Regions from separate parts of the Mus musculus genome. Here regions 1 and 3 are each linked to region 2. The links are chromatin loops, found by intact Hi-C in ENCODE. Cell type or tissue: heart. All regions are shown on one strand.

Region 1 (8,000 bases), 550 kb after region 2:
GACAAAGATATGGAGAGATAGCACCCACATACATTGCTAAGGAAAAGGTGAAACTGTAGCTGCTATTTTAGAAAAACACTTGGTAGCAATTCCCCACAAGAGAAAAGCAGAATTCACATGTGGTTCACAGATTATAATCAGGTATTATGTAAGAGTAAACTTTATTTCCTCAGATGTCATTGTGTCTCAGAGGCTTACTAAGTGAACTCACCCTTTCTAGTGCATGCTCGACTACAGCTGGCTGGTTTAACCCATGTCCCGCCCAAACTCCTCTCCAAGCTAACTGATTCAAACTGGCTTCTTGGCCTCTCACTAAATTGCTCTGCTTAACCTCAAACTAATTCTGGCAATCTGTTCTAACCTGGCTCCTTCTCATGCCGGACAAGCCGGAGCTTGTCTATGTTCACCTGCAGCCTGTCTCTGTAAAACTGCCTCGCTCCCTCCCCCTGGGCTGCTCTCCTGAGTTACCATGCTTTCCTGTGCTGTTCTAGTGAGTGTTGGGCACATCCTATCTCTGACTCATTCTGTTGAGTCTTTCTGACTCGCAATTAGATGTCATTCTCAAAGACGGCTCTTCCTTCTACAAACTGACTTTACACACTGTTTGGGATTCATGGTGTGTACTAAGGGGAATGTCTTATTTCAGACAGAGTGATGTCTTTCCAGCTGACTCACACAGACCTAGAAGGTCTCTGAATGTGATCCCTTGCCAGAGCAGTCATATTGCTAGATTAAAATTCCTCTACAGGGCTGGAGAGATGGCCCAGTGGTTAAGAGTACTGACTACTCTTCCAGAGGTTCTAAGTTCAATCCCAGCAACCACATAGTGGCTCACAACCATCTGTAATGGGATCCAATGCCCTCTTCTGGTGTGTCTGAAGATAGTGACAGTGTACTCACATACATGAAATAAATAAATAAATAAATCTTTAAAAAAAATTCCTCTACAGTCTTACAAGAGACTTGAAAACACATGGTTGCATGTTTTACATTACTGTTCACAGCTACCTTATACATAACAGGAAAAAAAAACTGGGCTGTAGTGGCGCACCCCTTTAATCCCAGCACTTGGGAGGCAGAGGCAGGCGGATTTCTGAGTTCAAGGCCAGCCTGGTCTACAAAGTGAGTTCCAGGACAGCCAGGGCTACACAGAGAAACCCTGTCTTGAAAAAAAAAAAAAGAGAGAGAGAGACACCCCCAAAAAAAGGTCCATACTAAAGGCAATAAATAAACAAACAAACAAATAAATAAAAATCAAAGAGCCACATATACTGAGACTGCATAGAGAATGTTCAGAACAGGTAACTCCATACAGTCAGACTGTAGACCAGTGATTGCCAGGAGCTGGAGGTAGGGAGATGAGAAAAGACAACTAGAATACAAGTACCTCTGTAGAAGCCAGGCAGTGGTGGCACATACCTTTAATCAGAGCACTCAGGAGGCAGAGGTAGACAGATTTCTGAGTTCGAGGCCAGCCTGGTCTACAAAGTAAGTTCCAGGACAGCCAGGGCTATACAGAGAAACCCTGTCTCAAAAAAAAAAAAAAAAAAAAAAACAATCAAACAAAAAAACCCAGGTGTCTCTGGGAAACAATGAAATGTTCTAAACTGACTGTGGTGGTGTTTTTATCTTATGATTACATAATTTATTTTATTTTTAATGAGTTTTTTAAAGATGTATTTATTTATTATATGTAAGTACACTGTAGCTGTCTTCAGACCTCCAGAAGAGGGTGTCAGATCTCATTATGGATGGTTGTGAGCCACCATATGGTTGCTGGGATTTGGAACTCAGGATCTTCGGAAGAGCAGTCACTGCTCTTAACCGCTGAGCCATCTCTCTAGCCCCAGATTACATAATTTAAAAGCAACATTGACACATTATCTCAAATCTGTTTTGAGATTGATTCATTCATTCATTCACTCATTATGTATACAGTGTTCTGACTGCATGTATGCTTGCATGCCAGAAGAGGGCACCACATCTCATTATAGATGGTTCTGTGCCACCATGTGGTTGCTGGGAATTAAGCTCAGGACCTCTGGAAGAACAGCCAGCAATCTTAACTTCTGAGCCATCTCTCCAGACCTCAAATCTGTTTTTAAGTTATCTGTTTCTGGACATGACTTGATAAAACGGGTTCCTACTGGACTCTGCCTTCCTTCATGTCCAAGGTTGAAGTCAACCTCTGTGCTTTTCTAATGCCTTTAATAAAATCAAACAAACAAACTAACGCAGGCGGTTTGAAATGTATTCAGATTATCTTGGGGGCAGGGCGTCACTGTGTGCCTTTGCCTTCCCACATGCACTTTCTTCAGTTTTAAGAGGATTCTAGTTTTGTGGATTTTAAGAACATGTTTGGTAGGTTTCCTTATAGCATTTTCATACATCATTGGTTTTGGTTGACCCTTCCTCTCCATCTCTGCTAAAACTATTCCAGTATCCCCAATACTCCTCCTTTCTAATGCATGTCTGATAATCCCTCCTCCCCCAACAGGCCTTTCCCCCAAATCCAAATGACTGAGCAGTGAGTATGAAGGTCTCAAGCAGGAAGCTGAAGGCTCTCCAGTAACACATCCCACCGCCCTGGAAAATGATACCCAGCAGCCTGGCACAGTGTAGGGACCACTCTGGAAGCCTAGGTCAGACTATGTGTTGAGCATAGGAATCTGAGATCTTACGAGCAACATAACAAGATATTTGTTAATCAAAAACAAAACAAACCAGGCCTACTGAGGCAGGTCTAGAATCCCAGTCACTTGGGAGGCTGACCCAGGAGGTTCACAAGTTCAAGCACTGTTTAAGCCACAAGATAAATTTAGGGCCAATATAGTTTCAAAATAAAAAGGAGGACTGGGGCTATAGTAGAGAACCTGTCTAGCACATAAGAGAGTCAACTCCCCAGCACAGCAGGAGAGAACAATGTACAAGAAGCTACCTAAGTCACACTACTTAACACTTGTATTTATCTTGCAGTGCTACAAACAGAAACACAAATTCTCAATTCTGCTTGGCCAGTCCTGTGCCATTCAGCCATATCCTTAGACTACTTTCTTTTTTAAAGATTTATTTATCTGAGTACACTGTAGCTGTCTTCAGACACACCAGAAGAGGGCATCAGATCCCATTACAGATGTGAGATGGTTGTGGTTGCTGGGAATTGAACTCAGGACCCCTGGAAGAGCAGTCAGCAGTCTTAACCACTGAGCCACCTCTCCAGCCCCTTAGACTACTTCTTGTATTTATTACAAACCCATATGTATTTCCAATTTCCCCATCAGATTAAGCATCTCTGGTTAAGGCTAATACTGTGCAATAAAGCCACACCAATGCTTAGCAAGGTTACTGACCCAGAGGGTTGTTTGTTTGTTTGTTTGTTTGTTTCAATATCGAATTACACCTTGTCAAAACACCAAACTCTGAAACTGCAAACCTCTTTTTACTCATTCTTAAAATGAAGCTAACAATACCAGTCCAGTGGTGTTTGGGAAAACGAAAAACGCTGGCCCTGTGCCAAATGCACCATCTGGCATACTGGGGTGTGAGACAGAGGTTATCTGTGGATAGTGTTGGATTTGATGCCAAATCTTTATCTTTATATTCGCCCCGTGTCCAACTGGTATTCTTCATTCGCTTCCACAATTTGAAAAAGTCTACCCGGGCCCCAAGAAAGCGCTGGCCTCCAGGCCTGACAACCTCAGTTCGATTCCTTAGCATGGCGGAAAGACAGGAAGGACTCAGGCGAGCTATCCTATGACCCCAACTCGCACACGCACAATAAACGATTGGTTTTTGTATATTTTATTATTTTATCTTTAAAAAAAAGAAAGAAAGAAATAAGAGTCTACGCGTACCTGGCGTACAGCAAGACCTTTCAAAAACAAAGAAAAAGTCTCTTTCTTTTCATGCAGCTTGACTCTTAGAGCATCACACCCATCTCCCCGGTGTACACAACCCAGAAGCCGTCCGCCGTCCGCACACATCAGACACACAGGTAGACAAACGCGTCGGGAAGCCATCTTTCCCAGTCAGACCATCAGGGTCACACCCTCCAGCGCCCGATACACCGGGTCCCCGCACAAAGGCCGGGCCTCCCCTCCCCCGGCCCCACTCCGGTCCCCGGGACCAGCGGTTCGATCACGGCCTCACCTTGGCCCGCTTGCGCCGGCTGGTCCGTCGGCCCTCCGGGGTCTCGGCTATTCCGGTCTCCATGGGCGTCGCGGAGCCGGGCCCGGCTGTGGGCCCCGCCTGGGGCCCAGCAGACCCCGGCGGCTCGGCTAGGCCCCCGGGCGGCGAGGCCCGCGGAGGCTCCTTCTTTCGGGGAGTGCGCTCGCCCGCCGCCCCCGTAGCCATGTCGGTGGGGCCCGTCAGGCCCGCGGGCGGCGCGGCCACCTCAGAGCCGTTCTCGGCACCGCCCGCCGCCCCGGACCCGGCCTCGGTCCCAGCAGCCGCCGCCGCCGCCGCTGCCGCTGCCGCCGCCGCCGCCTTCTTCCCAGACAACATCTCGGGCCGCCTGGCCGCCGCGGGCCGCAGGGGCCGATCGGTCTGCCGCTCCGTGGGTCCGCAGCCGCCTCGCGCCTCTCCGCCCCGCACCTCTCACGCTCCGTGCGAAGCCAAACACCCCCGCGTGCGCACGCGCCCTGCGCGCTCCCGCCGCACCAGGACAAAAAAGCAGCCGCTTGTCCCCGGCTCAAGACCAGAGAGCGACGTCCTGGAGGCTAGAGCGGCGCCGCAGCTCCGATCGCGAGGCTGACCTAGAGCGCCCCCTGCGATTGGGAGTGCGACCCAGCATATCCGCCTGACTTCGGGTTCTGAGCCCGACCGTTTTCATCAAGGACTCTCAATATTCACCCCATACACTAGTCACTTCAACTAATAACATTCACTCTCCCTGCAGGACAAGGGGTGGATTATGGAATTCCGGCTTTCAGAGGGCTTACTACCTAATTGAGACAGGGGAACACTCTGAAGTACAACTTAATTAATGATCACTTAATTATCCTGTGCTCTGTAACTCAACCTTTAGAGCACTGGCCCAGAATGTATATGGCCCCGAGTTATCCCTAGAGCTAGGGAAACTAGCTTCATAATGGCCCTGCTTGGACTGTGGGGAAATAAAGAGTGCACGAATTTCCACGGTAATAAAATAGAGAGAAATGAGGAATTTCTGGTTTGAGTCAAAGTGGACTCGCTCTTGCCTCCAAGCCGTGTTTATTTTCTTTCTTGAGGCTGCACATGCTCGCCACCATGCCTCCTCCTCCATGCCTCTCATCTCCAGGCGCATAACACTTCTTCAACCTAGGTCAGTTCTTTCTTTTCTTTTTTTCTTTTTTGGGGAGGGGGGTGGGGGATTGGTTTTTCCGAGACAGGGTTTCTCTGTATAGCCCAGCCTGTCCTGGAACTCACTTTGTAGGCCAGACTGGCCTCTAACTCAGAAATCCACCTGCCTCTGCCTCTGCCTCCCAAGTGCTGAGATTAAAGGCATGTGCCACCACTGCCCGGCTTGGTCAGTTCTTTCTAATGTTGTGAATGTGGGTGTTTTATTCATGAGATGTTGAGATGTATAGGATGTTGGGGGGCTATGAGATATTCACCAGAGAAGAATGCAGGCATGGGTTTAAGCCAATAGAAAGTATTTACTTGGGGCCTGGGGAGATGGGGGGCTGGAGAGATGGCTCAGTGGTTAAGAGAAGTGACTGCTCTTTCAGAGGTCCTGAGTTCAATTCCCAGCAACTACATGGTGGCTCACAACCATCTGTAATGGGATCTGATGCCCTCTTCCGGTGTGTCTGAAGACAGCTACAGTGTACTTAGAAATAATAAATAAAACTTTTTTAAAAGCTTCAGTTAGCCAGAAGCAGAACTACAGAAGCCAAAAAGCAAGGTCAGTCCATTTCCCAAAACTACGGACTTAAATGGATTAAGCCTTTGTTTTAGTTTTGGCAGGTGGTACTGTCTATGTGTTAAGTTTTACAGCTTAAATGGTATTTCCACCATTGAGTTAACTGTGGTAAGATCTTTCAGCCTACTAAGATTTGGGGCCCTGTTACAGGGTTTTGCTGGTTTGTTTAATTCTTCCAAGGTGATGAAGTTGAACACAGAACAGCAGGAGGAAGGTTGCTGGAGGAAACTCCATACCTTGATCGGGGTGATGCTTACAGAGGTGTGAGTATTCACTAAAATTCACTGAACTCTGTGAACAAAATAGACTTTAAAAACAAAAACAAAAAAAAACTAGGCCTGAAGGTGGTGGTGCACGACTTTAATCCCAGCACTTGGGAGGCAGAGGCAGGCAGATCTCTGAATTCGGGGCCACCCTGGTGGTCTACAGAGCAAGTTCCAGGCTGACCAGGGCTACACAGAGAAACATTATCTCAAAAAACAAACCAAAAAGCAAAAACAGTACGCAGGAAGAAAAAAAAAATGTGTTCACAGGACCACGTATGTCCCATGTGTGAAGTATGTTTTCATGGTCACAATTAACAAAATTGGTGAGTGTGGTAGAATTATATTGAGGGGTTGGAGAAAGCTTTGTGAGGAAGAGAAGAGAGCAGTTTAGAGAAGAGTTCGTAATGTAAGGAAGTCTAGGGCTAAATCCTGCTCTTCCATCATAAGCAGGTGATATGATATATGGTGTAAAAGATGTGAGCGTATTACTCTCCCGTCCCCCTGGCTGCAACTGTTCTGCTCCCTGCCTCGATGGATTTGAACTAGCTTAAAACAGTTCAAGGTACACCATCATGGTAGAGGAGCCAAGGCAGCAGGAGCTAGAGCGAGCTGGTCCCATGGCATCCACAAGCAGGAAGCCCGGAGGGATGAATGCAAACACTGCTCCTCTCTCCATCTTACACAGCCCAGGACTGCAGGAAAGGGGCCATCGGGAAAGCTGCCCTGTCTTCCCACTTCAGTCAACATGGTGAAGACACTCCCCCACAGGTATGTCCGAGGCCCAACGCCCAGGCGACTCTGTCACTAACATTAACCATGGCTCTAGGCAAGCACTGTCCCAGCTGACCCACGTCTCCAGCTCCCCACATTATATTGATCCATTCATTTATCAATGCGTAGTGGATTGCTTCAGATTTTTCGGCTTTTAATCTGCTCCCTTATTTTTTAAAAGATTTTAAAGCCTGCTGCTTTAATCCAAGCACTCGGGAGGCAGAGGCAGGTGGATATCTGAGTTCGAGGCCAGCCTAATCTACAGAGTGAGTTCCAGGACAACCAGGGCTACACAGAGGTACCTGCCTCAAAATAAATAAGTAAGGGATAAATAAAGGATTTTTTTTTTATTTTAGTGTGGCGGTAGTGGGGGTGCCATAGCATCGGTATGGAAGTCAGAGGCAATTTGAAAAGTTCAACTCTCCCTTTCTAAAATATGGATCCCAAAAATTAAACTCAGTTCGTCAAGTTTGGCCACCTCACTGATACAACACACACACACACACACACACACACACACACACACACACACACACACTTGACTCCCAGACACCTTTTTTATTTTTTATTTATTTATTTATTTATTTATTTATTTATTTTGGTTTTTCGAGACAGGTTTTCTCTGTATAGCTCTGGCTGTCCTGGAACTCACTCTGTAGACTAGGTTGGCTTTGAACTCAGAAATCCGCCTGCCTCTGCCTCCCAAGTGCTGGGATTAAAGGCGTGTGCCACCACGCCCGGCTTTTTTTGAGACAGGATCTTAGCATCGCAAGCTGGCCTCCAACTTGCTGTATAGTCAAGGATGCCCTTGAACTCCTGATCCTCCCGCCTTCACCTGGGATCACCTGACTTGACCGTTTGGGTTTTTATGAATAATGTTGCTACGCACATAGATGTACAATTATCTCACCAACTCCTTGCTTTTGAAACTGGTCTTGATGGGAACAGGCTTCCAACTGAGCCTGAGCTTCAGTCAGGGTTCAAAGTGATTGTGTATCTTAGTGACCTGGCAGAGTGGAGTGGCGGGGAGGGGCTGGGGAAAACAGTGGGTAAAGTGCCTG
Region 2 (8,000 bases):
TTCAAGTGCTCACACGCCTAGTAGTTGTCTGATGATTGCTTCCGTGAAAGAGACAGATCTGCTCCAGGTTACCATAGCTAATCAAGGGAGGACTAATCCGACAATTTGCCTGTGAGACTTCCTTCCTAACAAGGCCTCCCTCCCAACTGTGTCATTTTAAATGCAACTCAACTATGAACAAAGCCAAAATAGTCTTTACCACCACACCAGAAGCTGTGGTCCCTTCACCACACACCAAGTCACAAACAAGGGACACCTGCTGGGACTGGGACATTGTCCCAGCCCTTAATTACAACCAAATCCAAACCCTAACCAACCCAATACCTCTCAAAACCCACTTAAAGGACCTCTGCACCACAGCCCACCCACAGGGCACTCAATGCTCAGTCTCAGCTGTGGGGAGACACTGGAGTCCAGGACGCAGGCTGCCGCCGCCACCAGCAATTCTCATCGAGGCTTTCTTTAAGTGCTTGTGGTCCCAGGATCTGAATGAGGCCACGCGCCTTTCACAAACACACAACTGTAACATGCATTTCTGAGAAAATTTTATTAGCTTTTTGGATCAAGTTTATTTTCCAGGAAGGATGATTCCATCGTACTGAAAGAGAAGAAATTGCATGTTTTCAGAACAAGGTCAGAGCAAGAACTGCAACAAAGACTAACGTCTGAGAATTCTGACTCCAGATACCTACACTCAAGACCTTTTCAAACACCAACCCTAGGAGGCATTTACCAAAATGCCCAGATATTCCATCTTTATACAAGCTACCCACCAAACAGCACTGTACCTGCAGAGCTCCCATCCCAACACCAGTCCCCAGCACCACAGAGCACCAGCTCACGTGGGACAATCGGCTTTACCTTCTGCTGGAACCAGCGCATGGCCTCCTCCTTGCTGATTCTGTGTTTGGCCCCAATGCAGCCTGTTCTGCGCTTCTTGTCTGCGATGCTGAACCCTGGCCTACCCAGCACCTGTGCCAGAATAACCAACAGTCACCCAGCCAGCTCAGAGTTGGCTCAACAGTGAACAGACAAGACTCACACTTTACAGACTGACCTTCAAGTCATCAAGACTAGTACCTCAGCTGGACAGAACTGTCATTAGCTACCCAGACAACACACCAGGCAGTACACACACATGCCCCGCAGGCTTCCTCCTCAACTGGTCTCTATCCTTGTAACTCCAGTCCCAATTCCAGTATGTGATTCCCTTGTCCTCTCTCTTCTGGCCTCCACAGGCACCAGGCACACACATGGTGCAGATATACATGCAGGGAGTTCAAGGCCAGCTTAGGCTGTAAATCAAAGACCCTGCCTCAAAACAAAAACTTACATGTGCAATGTGGAAAAATTTAAGTCGCCAAAAGCAGCATACCCCCCCAAAGCGCTTTCCACTATGATAACGGCCATTCCCACATGACAATCCCCATTTGAGCAGTCTGCACCCCCCACATTTCCATGACTTCCTCACAGAACTCCTGTGCCCCAGGCTAAGGAGATGAGTGGAGACAGGGAAGCAAATTCGAAGGGCAAATGCAGCCCAGGATGACCCAGAGAGCTTTGCAACGGCAGGGAATAAACCCCGGAACCTCTACACTTGCTACAAGGCCCTTTTCTGAGGGGGACACACAGGCAGACAAGACACGAGACTTCAACCCAGCTCCCCATCCCAACAGCAGGACAGCATGTGTGGACGTCGACAGAGGAGCCACCTCTCCCCACAGGCAGCTTGGGACTGAGAAGTCCACATACCACATAGAAGTCCAGGCCGTAGATCCCAATGCTTGGGTCGTATTTGATGCCCAGGTCAATGTGTTCTTGAATTCCAAAACCAAAGTTTCCAGTATCCGAGAAGTTATTTTTCCGCAACTCATACTCCCGCACCTGAATGGACACAGAAGTGACCATGCTATCCATCATGTTCAAGTAGCCCAACATGAGCTCAGATCAACACCCAGTAGGCCCAGAGCAAAACCAAAACTCTGTGAGTCCTAGCTAGGAGCACAGGTATCCCTCCCCTAACCAAGTCATGCCCCAGCTACAAATGCCATCAAACGATCCCCACTTCCAAAGAGCAGAGAAAATCCCAAGGACAGAAATCCAGGAACAGTCATCTCTGAAACGCCAAGGCACTGTATGTGTGTATATATAGCCCATCTCTGACAATGCAGCAGCCTCCACCCCACCAGCCTCACCTTCAGGCCTTTCTCCAGAATTTCCTCTGCCTTGGCTCCGCGGACTGTGCAGTGAACAGCAATCTTCTCATTTCTCCGGATGCCAAAGGACCTGACAGTGTATCTAGCTGCAGGACGGGGACACAAGAGGCAGGTAATGTCTTATTTCCATTGCACGGCATCTAGCGTGTCAGTCAACATCGTCCACAACACAGAAAACAGAGCTTTCCATCTCTAATTTACCCAGCCATACTAAGAACCTCAAACAGCATGGCCATAGTAACAGACACAGGTTAGCAAGACTGTTACATTCCTTGAGAGAGAAAAATCTCAAATGTAGCCCAGGCTGGCCTTGAACTGGCAGCAATCCTCCTGCTTCAGCCTGGGTAATGGGGTTACAGTTGTGGGCTATCAGGCCCAACCAATGATTATGCTCTAATTGGGAGACTAAAACTGACAAAAGCCAGTGTTTTCAAAATGCTGACTGTGGTCCTAAGAAACAGTATCCAAACCCAATCACAGACCACCCACAACCACACTAGCAACAGACTCCATGTTTCTAGCAAGGTAACTCCTGTCATGTGGCCAAACAAGGGAATCACAATTCATTTTAAGTGAGTTGAGGCAGAGCCAGAAGTTAAGAAGCACTGGTGGGGGGGTGTTGGAAAGATGGCTCAGAGGTTTAACAGGTTCTGAGGACCTACACGGTTGTTCACAACCAACAGAAACGGGATCTGATTCCCTCTTCTGTCATGTGGGCATGCATGCAAACAGAGTACCCATGCACACACACACAAATACAAATAAAAGCATGGATAGGACCTCATGCCAACAGTGTACGGTATTAACCCTGTTCTTAGCTGTCAACCAGGCCCACGACAGCTCACGTTATAAGTCCATTTGCACCCGTGCTCCGGTCAGATGAAGCAAGCTTTCCAGATCCACTCCTCTCTGGTCAGCCCACCGCCACTCACCTTTGGAGAACACCGGGGTCTGGCCTGTGAGCTGCTCCAACACCTTGGCTGCCCGGGTCAGTCTGTCTCCGCTCTCCCCGACGCAGATATTGAGGCAGAGCTTGCGGATGCGCAGTTCCCGCATGGGGTTCTCCTTTTCCCCTTGATCTTGCTGCGAAGAGGGACACAGCCATCAACACCCTCCCGCCCCGTCAGAGACGAGAAACAGCCAAGGTCTTCTCCGCTCTGACTTCTATCGTCCCGGATCCCGCCTAAGCCCTCGGGACCACCAAGGTCTCCGCGTTTGGAAGAGAACGAACACAGAGAGAGAGCCTGAATCCCAAGCGGATCCACGAGTAGGGAACAGACACTAGAGATCGTAGAAAGTATACAATGTAACCCTAATCAAAACTACAGGAAGTACCGGCCTCTGCGCCATGCCGTCCCCCTTCCCAAGCTAGCACGGGTCCTGCGAGTAGGACTCGCAGAAACTCCCCAGCACCACACAAGCTGCAAGTGTCCCCTTGGCCCCGCCGTGGACCTCCGCACGTCGCGCTCGCACTTCCGGCAGCCCCCAGACACTGCGTCTGGGCCCTCGGGGCTGCAGACCTGAGCCCCATTCTTAGGATGGGCGGCGATGCGGCGGGGGTGCCCCACGGCCGCCCAGTCCCGCCGGGCTTAATGCCAACAGCCTCGCGGGCTCCGTCCTCCTCCGGCCACCCGCGAGACAGCCGCCCTGGGCTCCGCCGACTGCGGATGGAGACGGATGAAAGCGAGGCAAAGCCAACTCTCGCCTACTCACCGCCATGGTGGAGAACAGGAAGAGAGAGGGAGACTTCCGGCCCCGTGGCCTTATGGGTCAGGAGGCGGGCTTTTCTTCTAGGCAGACAAACGAGGGGAGAGGGGGAAAGAGAGGCATAGCTGTCGTGGCGCTGCCACCTCTAGTGGACTGTCCTCGAAACTGCAGTCATCTTGGGCAAAAGACTAGGTCGTGGGTTGTCCGATGCTGGTATGTTCTTGAGTCCATGACTCCAAGAACAGTCTCAGAACCTGGTGGTTCTTGAGTGATGTCACTGCCCAAAGTCCATTAAATCAGTTGAGCAAAGGGCTAGAGAGAAGGCTTTACAGTTAAGAACAAAATTCCCGGCATGAACACGGTATTTCAAAACTGGTTGTGCCTCCAGTTCCAGGGAGACAGATCCCTCTTCTGGCATCTACAGGCATCAGGCCATGTGTGCATACAGGCAAAACACCCATATAAATAAAATAATTTTTATAAATAAATAAGCTGAGACGCCAGGCAGTGGTGGCGCACGCCTTCAATCCCAGCACTTGGGAGGCAGAGGCAGGTGGATTTCTGAATTCTGGTCTACAGAGTGAGTTCCAGGACAGCCAAGGTTAGACTGAGAAACCCTGTCTCGAAAAACAAAAACAAAAACAAAAACAAAAAAATCAGCTGAGGCTGGAGAGACAGCGCAGTAGTTAAGAGCACTTGACAGCTCTTCCCAAGGTCCTGAGTTCAATTATCAACAACCACATGGTAGCTCACAGACATCTGTAATGGGATCTGATGCCCTCTTCTGGTATGCAGGTGTACATGCAGATAGAGTACTCATACATAAAATAAGTGCGAAGATAAAAAGAAACCATACAGATTCTAGACCCTTTACTTTGTAACTATGTTAACAAGTATACAAATCAGAGTAGTGGCTTAAATCAGCTGTTCCAGTCTGATGCCCTTGTCTTCCTTCTGAGGACCCCAGGCACACACTTACAAGGACATATGTGCAGGAAAAACTTAAATACAGATAAACTAATAAATAAAAAGTAAATTTTGAAAATAAGAGTCCTGAGCTGTGAATACAGGCAGGTGTGGGTTTGATCCAACTAGCTAGTTACTAATTAAAATTACTTCTGTCTGTTTTCCCCTTGTGTAAAACAGCTACTTCTGTGTCATGGGTTACTGTGTAATTCAGTGAAGTATGTAAGTTGTTACTTTTATAATTAAGTCAAGCCTACAACATCCAAGCAACACCCACCTTCCAAAAGAAGTATTAGACATGGTAGCTAAAAAGAAAAAGGACATCAGAGGTGAGAGAGAGAGAGAGAGAGAGAGAGAGAGAGAGAGAGAGATCTGACAATGGCTTACAGATGCTTCTGAGAAGAGATCATCAGTTACAGACTATAGGACACGCCCCCTTCCAGGGTTACATTGAATCCTCAGAAGCTGAACTCAAGGATGAGGACCACCAAGATCCACATCCCAGGCAGATGCTGGCCTTCCTTGAGTCAGTCAGTTTCTCTAACATGAATGCATGGGCAAAGAAGAACACAGACGCCTTCGGTAGAAAAAGGGCCTGCCCTCTCCTTCCTGCTGCCCCCAGTACCCTTCTCTAACCCACACAGGGAGGCCAGAAGCCCCCCAGCATTTCCAACCTTTCAAACCTACACATAATGAGAATTTCAGTTTGTTTGTTTGTTTGTTTTGTTTTTGGTATTTTTCAAGACAGGGTTTCTCTGTGTAGCCCTGGCTGTCCTGGAACTCACTTTGTAGACCAGGCTGGCCTCGAACTCAGAAATCCGCCTGCCTCTGCCTCCCGAGTGCTGGGATTAAAGGTGTGCACCACCATGACCGACTAGTTTGTTTTTTTAAAGCCCAGTTATGTTATGTGATTATGTTCTTGTTTTGATCCCAGGTGGGGGACATGGGGCTGTTTCAGATTATCCATGCCCAATAACTATGATTTCTTTTATGCTCTAGAAGGGGTGTGATTTTCACAAGCTGTAGATGTTTATGTTTTGAATTCTGGGGACACTTCAGAAAGCTTAAATGCAAGGGGCCCAAGAGGGCCTGTGACAGCTGCTGCTCCCCATGTTGTTGCTCCCCGTTGCTGCTGCAACAGATAATAGAACCCAATAAAGAAGCCAAAAAATCCAGTTATGAGTGACCCCTAACACAGAGCAGAATGAGACACATGGGGCCAGGCGTGGTGGCACTTGCCTTTAATCCCAGCACTTGGGAGGCAGGGGAAGGTGAATTTCCGAGTTTGAGACCAGCCTGGTCTACACAGAGAAACCCTGTCTCAAAAAAAAAATAAAAAAAACCAAAGAGAGAGAGAGAGAGAGAGAGAGAGAGAGAGAGAGAGAAGAGAGAGAAGAGAGAGAGAGAGAGAAGAGAGAGAGAGAGAGAGAGAGAGAGAGAGAGAGAGAGAGAGAGGATTCCTAATGCCATAGGAGAAGTGGTGGCAAGGGAAGAAGAAATGAGAGTTCTGCTTCAGGACATTACCAAAAAGTTTACTGCTGCTGGCTCTGGGTTCTCTCCCACACTGCTCCCAGAGGGGAATTTCTATTTCCTCCTCCTCCTCCTCCTCCTCATCCTCCTCCTCCTCATCCTCCTCCTCTCCTTCTCCTTCTTCTTCATCTTCTCCCTGTATTCTATTTCAAAGAGGATTGGGAGAATGGCTGAGCAATGGGAAAAGTTGTGAGTGGATATGGAGGGATCTGAGAAACAGAAAAAAAAAAAAAAAAAGAATGAAATGGGGAAACCAGAAGGATCATTCTGTTCTCTCATTTTTGAAAGGGTTGCAACATTGCCTGTGCAACTGAAAGGGCTCCAGGTAGAGACAGGAGCTCTTGAAAAGCCAGTAGCACTGGAAAAGGGGGAACAGAAAGACTCAGACCTGGTGACTCACAGCCAGAGCTTCTCATGGGATGAAAGAGGGAAGCCAGCTGGGCATGAAGGCAGAGCCTGGCTCCACCCTGTGCCTTTCACTTCTTTTCACTTCGGGTCTCAAGTCCCCAAAGACCCTGGGTGGAGCAAGGAGCCAGGAGAAGCAGGAGACCATGTTTTAAGAGGAAGGGTTAGTCTTGAGCCAAGTACCCTGCCAGAGGAGGGACCTGGAATTACAAAATCACCACCGGTTTTCTGATTGTAATTGTGCAGCACATGCCTGCTAATGATGCTGATCACGATTATGATGAGATAATGTGGTGCCCTATAGAAATGATAGATCTGAGGCTTTATAAAGATGCTATCCTTTCATGTAGAGTGCATTCCCCTTGTGTTAAATAGTCACCGGACTACCCATAATAGAGTTATTCCCCAAGACTGGAAATGTTTGCTAACAGCCAACCCCAATTAAATGTTTGCCTTTATAAGAGTTGCCTTGGTCATGGTGTCTCTTCACAGCAATAAAATCATAGCTAAGAGAGAAGTTGGTGCAAGGCTGAGGCATTGCTATGATAGGCCTGACCATGCTTTGTTTTGAGGAATATGGATTTTGCGACTTTTGAAAACAGTGGAATGCTTCAAGTGGGGTTTAGTAGGCCATACTAGTAGAAACATGGAAGACCACTGTGGTACTGAGGGTAATTTCAACTGTGGTGGCCTGGCTCAACAGGTTTCAGAGGAGAAGAATTTTAGTATGTGGCATAGAGACTGTTCTTGTGATAATTTGGTGAAGAATATAGCTGCTTTTTGCCCTTGTCTGAATAGTCTACCTGGCTAAATTGAAGAGATTTAGATTAATTGCATTGAGAAAGAAAAATCTCAAAAAAGTCTAAAATAGATTCTGTCCTGTAGTTCACTCTCATAAAGAGTGTTTTGACCAAGTGTAGCAAGCATGGAAAGGAAAAATACAAAATGTATGGCTCAAAGGTTAAAGGATGACGAGGAAGTCAAGTGGAGCTAAATTTTGTGTTCAAGGAGAAAACCAGATTAAAGATATTAAGGTAGTGGTGACCCCAGGGCAGGATCCCACCCAGCTAAGCTTCCATCTTGTGAAAAAGAATTAAAGAAAAGCTTTGGTCCAGGCATGATGGCACATGCCTTTCATCCCAGCATTCAGGAAATAGAGGCAATCAGATCTCTGAG
Region 3 (8,000 bases), 66 kb before region 2:
AACTTTTACAAATGTTTTGTTATAACAGGGTGTCATTCCGTAGCCCAGATCAGCCTGGAGCTCATTATATAGCCCCAACTAGTCTAAAATTCTCAGCAATCCTATCTTAGCCTTCCAAGTGCTAAGATTATAGGCATGAAATATTCTACCTAGCTTATATTTTTTCTTAAGATTTATTATGTGGGGGGCTGGTGAGATGGCTCAGAGGGTAAGAGCACTGACTGTTCTTCCCAAGGTCCCGAGTTCAAATCCCAGCAACCACATGGTGGCTCACAACCATCCCTAATAAGATATGATGCCTTCTTCTGCTGTGTCTAAAGACAGCTATAGCGTACTTACATATAATAATAAATAAAATCTTTTAAAAAAATTTATTATGTGTGTGCACGTATCACGTGCATGCAGGTGACCAAGGACGCCAGAAAAGGATGCTGGATGCCCTGGAACTGGAGCTACAGGCAACTGTGAGCCACTTGCTCTGCAAGAGCATTAAGTGCTCTCAATCACTGAGCCCTCTATCTCTGGTCCCTTCATTTATTATTTCATGTATCTGAGTGCTTGCATGTATGCCTGTGCACCTCATTTGTGCATCTAGTGCCCTCAGGGGACAAGAGGGTGTCAGAGTCCCTGGAAATGGAATTAAGAGATAGTTGTGAGCCATCATGTGAGTGCTGAGAATCATGTGGGCCCTTAGTCCTCTGAAAAAGCAGCCAATATACTTAACCACTGAGCTATCTCTCCACTCGTGTGTATGTGTATTTATGTCTGTGTGCTTGTGTGGCAGCTAGAGGACAACCTTAGGTTGAATGCCATCCCCCTTATTTTGAATGGGGCCTCGTATTGGCCTGGAGCTCACCAATCAGCTGAGGTTGGCTGCCCAGTGAGCTCCAGGGATTCCTGTCTCCTGTTTCCCAGCACTGGGGTTATCAGAAGCACACTCTATAACCATTTTCACCCGAGGCCTGAGGTGCAGCGCAGGTCCTTGTGATTGCTAGGCAAGCAAGCTAGTGACTGAGCTATGCTCCTAGCCCTGTCTTGACAATTTTCAGTATCTTCTCAGAACTCACAAAACAGATTCCTCTTCTTTCAGAATCAGGCAAACGCTCCAGAAGGGAGGATTACCAATGGCGGCAACAACAGATCTGGAACTTTGCTGCAGCCACACAGATGCGGATGGAGCAATTCCACATCAGCACAACAGCGTAAAGATGGGAACTGTGTACAGTGAGAGGAGCCATAAAGAACATTCGGGGGCTGGAGAGATGGCTCAGCGGGTAAGAGCACTGACTGCTTTTCTGAAGGTCCTGAGTTCAAATCCTAGCAACCACATGGTGACTCACAACCATCCGTAATGAGATCTAATGCCCTCTTCTGGTGTGTCTGAAGTCAGCTACAGTGTACTTACGTATAATAATAAGTAAATATTTTTAAAAAAGAAAAAGACCGTTTGGGACCTGCAGCTAGGTTAAGGAAACTGCAAAGTCATCACCAGCCGGCCTCAGCTTTGCACTCTCTCAGTGAATGGTGCCATGTCAGCACTTGGAAGAGATAAGCAGCTGGCCCCAAGGATGTTCACACCAAGACAGTCATCGGGCTGGGGATGAGGCTCAGTGGTAGAGCAGGTACCTCATACTCACAAGGCCTAGTGTTCTATCCCCAGCACCACACAACACACAAAAAAAGTCAGCTGGGTAGGGTAGCTTTCAGAATACAGAGGAAGGCAGATCTCTGTGACTTCCAGGACAGCCTGGTCTACATAAGGAGAATCTGTCTCAAAGGAACGTCATGGTGGCACCCATCTGTAACTTGGGAGGTAGGAGTTCAGAAAACAAGAGATCCTGTCACAAAAATGAAGGCGCATGCGCGCATGTGTGTGTGTGTGTATGTATATGTGTATATATATACACACACACACACACATATACATACATCTTAAATTATTTATGTAATTAATTCAAGAAGCACTACATGCATTTCAATGTAACTAAGAACAAGGCCAACCTGTTGTTGAACTCTGATCCCCCATACTTGATGCAGCAAGCCCTCTAACCCACTGAGCCATCTCCATATCCCTGGAATAAAATATACCAGCAAAAGCTAGGTGGGAGTCTCCCGAGGGCCGAAGCCCTCACTACTCACAGTCTCATCTCCGAGGGGTGCGAGTCATCATCCTCGCCCATTATGATGACGCCTTTCAGCTTGACATTGCCCGTAAACCTGCCAGAATTCCAAAGAGAAGGTTGTCTACCTGGGATTGAACCCTGAGGACCAGCAGCCATGTGACTCTGACAAGACCCTTCCCTTTTAGCTCAGCTGACTCATCTGCCACCTGTAGTCCTTTCAAAGACCCTGTCATTCCATACCTCCAAGAAATGTAATCACCTCAATTATAATTCGACAAATGCATGTGTAGTCACACACACACACACACACAAGCTCCTATACTTACTTTCTCAAACCCACCAAAGAAAATCTACCCCATTTCTAGACACAGGTGTGCACTCTTGACATAGCCATCAAATGAAGTCATCCGAAGAGACAACTGGGTACAGCCCAGTTTGCCTGAGGCAAGAGCCAAGGAGATACTTACGGAATATTAAACAGGAGCTCTTCGTCCGCATCACTTTCAACAAACTGCGGTGCATGGGGAGGAAGCAACAGATATCTGCTGAGAAACTACAATTTCAGGCATCTGGCCTCCCTGTTCTACAAACTGAGTCGCGATGCAAATGGACCTGTCCCAACAACCCGCGCCCAGGTCCTCATAGCTGGGAGCTGCTCAGTCTCCATATTCTAATCACCACGGCCCCTCTTAGAGGGATTCTAATGGGGGTTTCCCAGGCTGCGAACTCAAAAGACCAGTGCTTCTGTGTACCCTTCTGGAGAACCTTCAAATGGCTCTCAAAGGGGTCTGGGTTCCAGGTTAGAAGTACGGATCGCGACCCCAGGCCAGGTGAGGCCATCGGACAGCCATCTGGACCAATGGTCAGAGGAAGAGACAGCAGTCCTCTCTGCTCTCCTCCCTCACATGCCCTCGCCGCCTCGGAAGGGAGGTAAAGCGCCCACCTTGCTCCTCTGGGCCTCAGTTTCCCTGTCTGTCTACCCTGCGAGGCCCCGGGGCTCCCGGGCCGCCCACCTTGGAGCGGTCGGTCCGCTCCTCCCACGGCTTGAAGACGCCGCGGCCGCTGCCCTCGCGGCTCTCGTTGAGGCACTGCAGTCGCTCCAGGTCGATGCGCAGGTACAGCCCGTAGGCCAGGCCGCGCTGCTCGGGCGGCTCCTCGCGCTCAGCGGCGCAGCGACAGCCGCCCCCGCCGTGGCTGTGGCCGTGCGACATGGCGACGCCGCCCGCCGGCTCGCCTGTGACTCCCTCGGCACCGCCGCTCACCCGGAGCTCACTCGGCTCCGCGACGACCGCCAAGCGCCGCCACCGAGGCGTCGTAAAAGGCGCCCCTGCGCGGCGCATGCGCGCGCGGCCCAGAGGGCGGGGCCGGGAGGGATTGACGTGGACCTGCGCCAGCAGAGCTGGACGCTGGCGGTGTCGCTCAGTGGTACCGTTCAAGCGTGGAAACTGTAGGGCTGGGGACGCGTGGCAGGGACGCGAATCCTCCCCTCCCGAGCCAAAGCGTGCGCTTTCTTCCCTAGCGGCCACCTTTCTCCGGCGTGGTGGATAAGGCGGGGCCGACAGCACAGCAAAGCTTGCCTCCTCTCTCCCCCTGACGCCCTGTTAACCTCATCTGTTTACCCCCTACTTTCTCCCGCCTCTTTTCCTTCTCTGTCTCCTTTCTCCGCCTTTCCTTCCATATTTTTAAGCTAGTTTCTCATGTGCCCCAGGCTGACCTCAGATGATCTATGTACCTTCAACTCCTGACCCTCCTGCCTCCAAATCCCAAATTCAGGGATTAAAGGCACGCACCACCAAATCTGGTGTTAGATTTAATTAGTTACATTTATTATATATCTATCATGGGTCTATCTATCTATCTATCTATTTGGTGTCTTCTGTGGCTTATCGCGCTCTTTCCCTTAATAAAGTGTCTTACTACCTAGTTTTGGCTGGAACTATCTACTGAGCCTGGAACTCACTGTGTAGATCAGACTGGCATAAAACGCAACAGAAATCCATCTGCCTCCGCCTCCGGGGCGTTGGGATTGAAGGCATGGGCCATCCTGCTCAGCAGCATCATATTTTTTTGATGCAGTCTCTCACCGGACTCGAGGCTCACCATTTAGACTAGGCTAAATGGTCAGCGAGCTTCTAGGCTCCACCCTCCAAAGCTGGGCTTGCTGCTGGGCCTGTGCTTGGCTTTTATGTGACTGCTGGAGATTTGAACTCTGTCCTTGTGTTTCCACAGCAAATGCTCTTAGCCGCTGAGTCATCTTCATAGCCCATAGCTACCTTCTTGATAGAAGGTATACTCACCACCAGACCTGGGGTGAGAATGCTGGGTCTGTCCCTGACGGTGTGACACTAGGAAAATATCACCTTTTCCTATTCTGAGTCATTTTTCTCTGTTCCGTGGGCAGGATAGTATCTGTTGAGTAGTCACACTGAATAGTAAGGGAAGAATGTGATTCAAGAACTCAACATGTGGGCTGGAGAGATGGCTCAGTGGTTAAGAGCACTGACTGCTCTTCCAGAGGTCCTGCGTTCAATTCCCAGCAACCACATGGTGGCTTACAACCACCTGTAATGGGATCCAATGCCCTCTTCTGGTGTGTCTGAAGACAGCTACAGTGTACTCATATACATAAAATAAATCTTAAGGGAAAAAAAAAAAAAAAAAAAAAAGAAGCCGGGCACAGTGGAGCACACCTTTAATCCCAGCACTCGGGAGGCAGACTGAGTTCGAGGCCAGCCTGATCTACAAAGTGAGTTCTAGGACAGCCCGGGCTATTCAGAGAAACCCTGTCTCGAAACACCCCCTCACCCCCCGCAAAAGAAGAACTCAACATGTAAGGTGGTGGCACATACCTTTAGTCCTGGCACTCAGGATGCAGAGGCAGGCCGATTTCATAGTTTGAAGCCAGCTTGGTCTATAAAATGAGTGTCAGGATAGCCAATGCTATCCAGAGAAACTGTCTTGAAAAACAAACAAGCAAAACACATGGGTGTGGTGATTTTTGCTGGAAAGCCGGCAATGGACCAGCAATGGCAATGGAGAGGTAGATCTCACATTCAAGGCCATACTAGGCACATAGACCCTGTCTCAAAACCAAAACAGACAACACAGTGCAGTGAATGGCTAACACAGGTGAAGTATCCAATTTGTTCGTTACCTCTGTGCAGTCTAAACACTGGTACTTACTAGAAGTGTGGTGCTGGGCAGGTGACTGAACCCCTACCCTCAGGCTGCCATCCCATCTGATATGACAAGGACCTTTGATTTCCATTTTGAGTCTTGTGTTCACATGGAATGACTTTCATAGTCGAAGTCAAAAAAACTGAAAGTCAGAGTTGGAGAGATGGCTCAGTGGTTAAGAGCACTGACTGCTCTTCTGGAAGTCCTGAGTTCAATTCTCAGAAACCACATGGTAGCTCACAACCATCTGTAATGGGATCTGATGCCCTCTTCTGGTGTTTGAAGACAGCTGCAGTGTACTCATATACATTTTATTTATTATACATATATGATGAGAACACTCACCATATATATAAAAGTGCTGAGCCATCTCTCCAGCTTACAGTGTACTCTTTTTTTGTTTGTTTTTTCAAGACAGGGTTTCTCTGTGTAGCCCTGGCTGTCCTGGAACCCATTCTTTAAACCAGGCTGGCCAAGAACTCAGAAATCTGCCTGCCTCTGCCTCCTAAGTGCTGGGATTAAAGGTGTGCACCACCCCCCTGCCTAGCCAGTGTACTCTTATACATAAAATAAATAAATATTTAAAACAAGAGAGACAGGGTCTCTCATTGAACTTGAAATACACTGTTTCAGCTAGACAGGCTGGCCGTGACTCCCTGGAGAGTCCTCCTGACCCCACAGCCCGCACTGGGCCACAGACACATGCCCTCAGCCCGCACTGGACCACAGGCCCTCAGTCCAGCTCTCACGTGGGCGTTGGGATCTGAACAAGGATCCTACTTTCCCCACGAGCCAGCTCCCCTGAACTTTAAGGGGGAGGGGCTCAAACTTGGGTGATCTCCAATTTGCAGATGCTGAAAACAGAGACCGAAAGAGGTGAATTAAGCTGAGTCCAGACAAGGTTAGGAAGTGACCCAGTTTTGCGATCAACCAATAGGAATCCTGAAACGCATCCTTCCAGAACTCCCTAGAGGAGAGAAAGGGGCGACACCCAGAAGTCTTTGTGTTGAGTCAATTAGCTAGAGGCTGAACACTCACCCCAAACGGAGCTCTAAACAGCACTGTCTCTCCCATCAGTCTGTGATTAGCTGGGTAGCTCTTTCCTGGGCTGCAGTCTCAGGCGCTGAAAGTCTGGGATTACCTTGAGTCTAGTTAGGCTGGCTATCTGGGATGTGGGACCCATGGCGCTAGCAGGGAGGACATTAGCTTAGATATAAGAGGAGTTCACCAAATTTCCAGGATCACATTTTTTACTTTTTAAAGTGTGTGTGTGTGTGTGTGTGTGTGTGTGTGTGTGTAACTCACAGGAGTCAGTTCTCTCTTTCTACCATATAAATTCCAGGGGATCTAACACAGTCATCAAACTTGGTGGCAAGCATTTCTACTCTTGAACCAGAACCACCTTTTTGGCCTGATCTGTAGTCTGGTTGGTACCTGTTTTGTATTTTGTATCTAATGAGGCTCATTAGATAGCCCAGGCTGGCCTCTTCAACTCACTCCTCTTACCCCCACCTTCTGCATACTGGGGTCCCAGGGATTGCCTGCCACACCTGGCTAAGCACAGTCGCTTTTTAACCTCTGCTTCTGTGGTTTGTTTATGATTCCCTAGTCAAAACCAGTTTCATAGATGAGTCCAAATTCAAAGATGGAGAGACAGGCTTTGTTGCTTAGGCTATAAAAATACCTGAGGTCTGCCCACCTCCCTTCAGTTAAAACTGGGTCTCTTTGGTTATATAACTCCCTGGTTTAATGGCGTCAAACAACAATTAAGACTTATTATCTCACAGTTTCTGAGTCAAGAATTTGGGCGTGGCTTCCTTGGGTGGCTTCTGACTTGAGGTCTCTCAGGAGCCTGAAGTCACCTAAAGGTCCAAGGTAGAAGACTCAGGTGAGAGAAAGTTTGTGCAGGCCTGGCTTCCTTTTCAAGTGGACCCATAATCTGACAGTAGCTGGCTGTCACCAGAGCAAGTGACCCAAGACAAGGCAAGGCAGAAGAAGCCACAGTGTCTTTTATGAGCTAAGCTTGGTCATCCCACGCTGTCAGGTCTGCAGTGGCCCATGGTTCCATGGGGGCAGACATGTTTAGGGTGTGAGAAACTGCATCATAAAGATGGCAGAGCTCGTCAGAGGCCACCTCAGAGGTTGGCTGCCACACAGGCACACATGGCGCATGGTACTGAAGATGTGAAACTGGTTATTTGGCTGTGGATAAATTCATTCAGAATTTGTTGTTTGTTTGTTTGTTTGTTTGTTTGTTTGTTTTTCGAGACAGGGTTTCTCTGTGTAGCCCTGGCTGTCCTGGAACTCACTCTGTAGACCAGGCTGGCCTCGAACTCAGAAATCTGCCTGCCTCTGCCTCCCAAGTGCTGGGATTAAAGGCGTGCGCGACCATGCCCGGCTCATTCAGAATATTGAAGAAACATGATGTCATTCAGTTTCCTGGTTTTCTGTGCAGTGGTCTGGTTTGTTTTTTTAATCCTGTGATAAGAAACATGAACAAAGACAAGTAAGAGAGGAGAGGCTTTGGTAGTTTGAATGATTCCACTCCACATGGCCCCATGGCCTCATATAGTTTGGTCCCCAGTAGGTGGAACTGTTTGGGAAGGTTTAGGAGGTGTGTCCTTGTCTGAGGAGATGTGTCAATGGGGGAGGGGGGCTTGAAGGTTTCAAAAATCCATGCCCATTCCTGGCTAGTTCTCT

What was found. Peaks named below come from ENCODE experiments on the same cell type or tissue, not always from the same donor. Only the 100,000 strongest peaks of a DNase experiment are listed, where the experiment ranks them.
Region 1: it touches region 2 in a loop (10-fold over the local background); 8 of 42 quality-filtered maps call a loop at or near these places.
Region 3: it touches region 2 in a loop (2.4-fold over the local background); 10 of 42 quality-filtered maps call a loop at or near these places.

What each region holds. Positions count from the first base shown.
Region 1 is chr4:136,598,083-136,606,082 of GRCm38, forward strand. Kdm1a (lysine (K)-specific demethylase 1A) reads right to left here and starts at 4,641. Exons shown (of 20, transcript NM_001347221.1): 1 at 4,150-4,641. The coding sequence starts at 4,503. In heart, CTCF peaks have their summits at 1,964 (motif pointing right) and 4,776; DNase peaks (open chromatin) are centred at 3,519, 4,119 and 4,689; H3K4me3 peaks cover 2,565 bases; H3K27ac peaks cover 1,646 bases.
Region 2 is chr4:136,049,419-136,057,418 of GRCm38, forward strand. Rpl11 (ribosomal protein L11) reads right to left here and starts at 3,975. Exons shown (of 6, transcript NM_025919.3): 1 at 3,930-3,975; 2 at 3,149-3,299; 3 at 2,196-2,302; 4 at 1,753-1,884; 5 at 862-972; 6 at 1-598. The coding sequence starts at 3,935. The coding sequence ends at 569. In heart, a CTCF peak has its summit at 4,070; DNase peaks (open chromatin) are centred at 3,273 and 3,993; H3K4me3 peaks cover 3,243 bases; H3K27ac peaks cover 2,179 bases.
Region 3 is chr4:135,983,802-135,991,801 of GRCm38, forward strand. Pithd1 (PITH (C-terminal proteasome-interacting domain of thioredoxin-like) domain containing 1) reads right to left here and starts at 3,443. Exons shown (of 6, transcript NM_025411.4): 1 at 3,137-3,443; 2 at 2,591-2,634; 3 at 2,140-2,217. The coding sequence starts at 3,334. In heart, a CTCF peak has its summit at 3,412; a DNase peak (open chromatin) is centred at 3,470; H3K4me3 peaks cover 2,460 bases; H3K27ac peaks cover 2,123 bases.